Linked DNA regions of Homo sapiens: region 1 is linked to region 2. The links are chromatin loops, found by intact Hi-C in ENCODE. Cell type or tissue: sigmoid colon. All regions are shown on one strand.

Region 1 (2,500 bases), 57 kb after region 2:
AACACAGAGAGCGACACCCCACTGAGCCAGCCATAGCTCCTCAATCTCAGTTTTCCTTCTGGTAGTCTCTCCCTTTTTTGTCTTCAAGGACATATATTCTGCAGAATTCCTGATCAACCTGTGCATTACCCTGGGGAGGGAGGGAGGGATTTAGTGGATCACCTTCCCATTTATGCCTCTGTTTCCCTTGGGCCACTCAAGTATCTCTGTGAACTCAGTTCAGCCTCATGCAGGTCCCCGAGGTGCCATCTGAGCCCAGAGACGTGGGCTCAGTGGAGGCACTGTGCTTTCTGAGGAATAGCTTTCCCCTCCTGATGTTTGCTGGCCACCAAGTCCCCCAAGCCTCATCCACTGTGCACATCTGGTCTGGGCCCCTAAGCTGCAGGTGCCATCACATTAGTTGCCTCACTGCCTCAGAGAGAGGACTGCCAGACTCCCAGCCTGGGACAAAGGACTTCTCTGCACCCATCTCCCCTTTCCTCTGCCTTTACACCTGAGGGTCTGCTGCTTGAAACCCCACTTCTGGTACCAATTTCTATTCAAGTCCAAAGTCGAAAGTTGTTGCTAGGTTGTAAGTAACCAAGGCAACTTATCAGCCAAGTATAATTAGGATTTAACTGAGAGAGTTTAGGGGACTTTGAAGTACATCCAACTACAGGGGTCTACTGGGGCCTCATAGGAACTGGGGAGCCATCCACACTGGTCTCTTTGGGGCCTTGTGTGTGGCTGTCATCTGTGCTTCCCTGTGTACTTGTGCCCCATTTTCCTCCCTCTTCAGACCTGATACGTCTGATTAGGTGTCTGTGTGCACAGCTGAAATGGTGGCGTACTCCCCCAACCCCAAGAAGCAGACCTTCCAGAGTCAGGGCACTTTATTCAGATTCTTTAAGGAAGCAATCAAGTGGCTAGCTTTGAGGCAGGTGTTCCCCTGCACCAGTCAGCTGCAGGTGCAAGTGAGCAGTGGGCTGAACAATGATGTCTCTTGACCTCTGGGGAGACCAGGAGGAGTAGCCACACGTGTCAGGGGTCCCCAGGGCATCAGGAGCAGGTAGTGTGGGAGTGGTAAGAGCGAGAGTTAGGGTTCTCACGGCCCTGGGTCCCGCAGGGCGCGTGGCAGCCCAGAACATGTTGGCGCAGGAGGCGGAGATGAGCACTGTGCCCTACCTCTGGACCGCCATGTTTGGCAAGAGCCTGCGCTACGCGGGTAACCCCGGGGCCTCGGATGGGGGCGGGGCCGAGGGCGTTTAGGGGCGGGGCTTGGGTGTGGGGCGGGGCTGGGAGCCTAGGGGCAGGGCTATGACCGCACTAGGAAGAGGCCGGTAAGAACTCGCTGGCGGCAAGGCTACGAACTACCTAAAAGGACGTATGGAGCAGGGCCTGGGCGGGGTTAGGAGGGGATCCTGTGACGTCTCGTTCCCTCCCCCGGCTCACGTGGGTGCCACCCACCTGCCCGGCCCACAGGCTACGGAGAAGGCTTCGACGACGTCATCATCCAGGGGGATCTGGAGGAGCTGAAGTTTGTGGCTTTTTACACTAAGTGAGAGCACCGGGGTGCAGCTTGGCGCGAAGCAGCGGGAGCTCAGTCGGGAAGGGGGATTCATCCCAGGCAAAATCCCAGAACAAGAGCCCAGCCCTGAGCCCCGCTGAGGAGTGCTGGAGCTTCCTTAGGAAAGCCCGAAGCTTGTGCACGGTCAAGCCGCGATGTGCAAAGCAGGGAGGGCTGGGTGCTCAGGCCATTCTTGTTGCCCTGGGGTAGGTCCTTCCCTGGGCCCCAGATGGACAGCAGTGCATCAGGGTTTTCAAAAAGGGGCTGCTGCCTCGCAGTCCTCAGGCTTGGCCATCCTCTCCTTGCAGAGGCGACGAGGTGATCGCCGTGGCCAGCATGAACTACGATCCCATTGTGTCCAAGGTCGCTGAGGTGCTGGCCTCAGGCCGTGCCATCCGGAAGCGGGAGGTGGAGTGAGTGTGGGTGTGGGAAGCCTGGGGGTGGGAGTAGTTCCCTGGAGTACTGGCTAAGGTGCCTATGACAGCCAGCCGCCCCCACAACCCTCCAGGGCCTTTCCCCTCTTGGTTTGCATCGCCTGAGGCTTACAGGACTACAGGGAGGTGTGGGGCAAGGATCATGGTTTGAGAGCAGGCTGGTTATGTGTTCATGGTGGATGGAAGGGATAGAGATGTGTGTCACCAGGCAGGGCCAGTGCTGTGGGAAGGGGTCAGGGCCCAATGCATGGGCAATCACCAGGCGTGGGACACCTAACTGGACATAGTTGTGCTGAGCCTGGCAGAAGCTAGGTGGGAAATGCAGCTACTGATGCCCTGGGTATGCCCTCCACATAGATGGTGGGGGTGGTTCTAGGTTTCACTCAACACCAGCCAGTTCCCTTATCCTGGTGTGGTGTCAATGAGATTCACCCTCTGGGAGAGAGCTCCCAGGGACTGGGGACAGCCTGGAGGCCACTGGGAGGCTATGAGACAGGGGCAGGCTTCAGGCTGGAAACAA
Region 2 (2,500 bases):
TCCCAAACAGGGTACATTTAGTGGCTTAACTTTGCAGGCATCAAAACTGAGCTTTTAAAGCCAGAGTTTCATGCCTCTTGGCTAATATTTTGGTTTATCTTGCATAGCTAAAATTTGTAACAATAATGTCCTACTCGAAATTTAAGGACTGGTGGCTTGCATTGTTATAGTCTTATCCTTTTCATTAGAATGCTTCATAATTTTTAATTTTATATTTTTATTCAAATGTTTATAAGAGAATTATAACCCAGTGTAACCCAGTGTAGGTACTGGGAAAGATGTGTGACAGACATACTTTCTTCCTGTGGAACTCCTACTGTAGTGGAGAAGACAGACTGAAAAGTAGAAAAATAAAGTACTAGTAAGATCAATATACAGGAGGGACCTACCTGGGGTGGCGTGGTCAGAGAAAGCATGAAGCTAAGACCTGAGGGTAAAGAAGAACCCAGCCTAGGCAAGGCTTGGCCTGAGAGGAGGAGAAGAGCCTTCCAAGTTTAGGGAAAAGCTTATGTAGATGTCCTGAGGTGAGAAAGTCCATTGTGTTGGGAGTGTGTTTCTTTTCTTTCTTTCTTTTTTCTTTTTTTTTTTCTTGAGACGGAGTCTTGCTCTGTCGCCCAGGCTGGAGTGTGCGATCTCGGCTCACTGCAAGCTCCGCCTCCTGGGTTCACACCATTCTCCTGCCTCAGCCTCCCGAGTAGCTGGGACTACAGGCGCCTGCAACCATGCCGGGCAAATTTTTTGTATTTTTAGTGGAGACGGGGTTTCACCATGTTAGCCAGGATAGTCTCGATCTCCTAACCTAGTGATCCGCCCGCCTCGGCCTCCCAAAGTGCTGGAATTACAAGTGTGAGCCACTGCGCCCGGCTTTTTTTTTTTTTTTTTTTTTTTGGTAGATGACGTCTCACTCTGTGGCCAGGCTAGAGTGCAGTGGCCCAATCTCGGCTCACTGCAACCTCTGCCTCCCAGGTTCAAGTGATTCTCCTACCTCAGCCTCCTGAGTAGCTGGGACTGCATGGGACTACAGGCACCCGCCACCATGTCCGGCTAATTTTTGTATTTTTAGTAGAGACAAGGTTTCACCATGTTGGCCAGGATGGTCCCTATATCTTGACCTCATGATCCACCTGCCTCAGCCTCCCAAAGTGCTGGGATTACAGATGTGAGCCACCCTCTCCGGCCTGGGAGTGTGTTTCTTAAAGGAGAAAGGGGGACATATAAAATGAGTTTGGAGATAAAGATCAGGGTCAGGAATTGGGTTTTTATTTAAAGTGCTGTGGGCTCCAAGGAAGGAATTTGAGGCAGAGGAGTGACCTGGGGCTGTTATTGTAATCCAGCTACAAAATGATGGTGACTAATAGTGACAGTGGAGCTGTGACTTGGAGATGCCTATTTTGGAGATAAAATTGATTTGCTGGTGGGTGGGGATGAAGGGAAAGGGAAGAAGGGATGATTTGGTCTATTTGTAACTTTGTTATCTTCTGTGTTTTTATCTTTAACTGCTTTTTGTATTTGTGGTATTCCTATGGTGGATTTTATTTTATTTATTTTTTTGAGACCAAGTCTCCCTCTGTCCCCCAGGCTGTAGTGAAGTGGCATAATCTGGGCTCACTGCCACCTCCGCCTCTGGGGTTTAAGATTCTCCTGCCTCAGCCTCCCTAGTAGCTGGGATTACAGGCATGCACTGCCACACCTGGCTAATTTTTGTATTTTTGGTAGAGACAGGGTTTCACCATGTTGGCCAGGCTGGTCTTGAACTCTTGACCTCAAGTGATCCACCTGCCTGGGCCTCCCAAAGTGCTGGGATTACAGGTGTGAGCCACTGCGCCTGGCCTAGCTCTAGTGTATTTTTATTTAATAAGGGCTGTTTCCAGTTTAACAACAGAATGCTTCAGAAGGTAGCTTGCTTTGTTTGACATTTTCCATTTCTAGCTTGTGTCGATAGATAAATTCAGGCTATGAAGAAAAATTAGAATAAATAAAATTTTACCATTAAAAACTAAAGGAAGTTGGCCCTTCAAGAAAATAATGTACTGTACTCAGCAGACTTTGAGCATTACATGTACCTGGTAATATGGAACCAACATTGAATCAGACAGCCCTATCATGCTTCTGAGGAGCTTACTGGTTACTAAAAAAAAAATTTTTTTTTTTTTGAGACGGAGTCTTGTTCTGTCGCCCAGGCTGGAGTGCAGTGGCGGGATCTTGGCTCACTGCAAGCTCCGCCTCCTGGGTTCACGCCATTCTCCTGCCTCAGCCTCTTGAGTTAGCTGGGACTACAGGTGCCCGCCACCATGCCCGGGTAACTTTTTGTATTTTTAGTAGAGACGGGGTTTCACCGTGTTAGCCAGGATGGTCTCGATCTCCTGACCTCGTGAACCGCCCGCCTGGGCCTCCCAAAGTGCTGGGATTACAGTTATGAGCCACCGCGCCTGGCATTTTTTTTTTTTTTTTTGAGACAGAGTCTTGCTCTGTTGCCAGGCTGGAGTGTGGTGGTGCAATC

Evidence for each region. Peaks named below come from ENCODE experiments on the same cell type or tissue, not always from the same donor. Only the 100,000 strongest peaks of a DNase experiment are listed, where the experiment ranks them.
Region 1: it touches region 2 in a loop (2.4-fold over the local background); 35 of 110 quality-filtered maps call a loop at or near these places.

What each region holds. Positions count from the first base shown.
Region 1 is chr22:20,978,166-20,980,665 of GRCh38, forward strand. It overlaps AIFM3 (AIF family member 3), which reads left to right. Exons shown (of 21, transcript NM_001386814.1): 17 at 1,106-1,204; 18 at 1,462-1,537; 19 at 1,855-1,959. Among named protein-coding and RNA genes, the nearest start is that of LZTR1, 2.9 kb to the right of the region's middle. RefSeq lists an enhancer at 1,235-1,529. In sigmoid colon, no CTCF peak of the experiment used is centred here; a DNase peak (open chromatin) is centred at 1,376; H3K4me3 peaks cover 1,027 bases; H3K27ac peaks cover 274 bases.
Region 2 is chr22:20,921,142-20,923,641 of GRCh38, forward strand. All of the region lies in intron 1 of CRKL (CRK like proto-oncogene, adaptor protein), which reads left to right. Among named protein-coding and RNA genes, the nearest start is that of CRKL, 5.0 kb to the left of the region's middle. In sigmoid colon, no CTCF peak of the experiment used is centred here; no DNase peak of the experiment used is centred here; H3K4me3 peaks cover 148 bases; H3K27ac peaks cover 23 bases.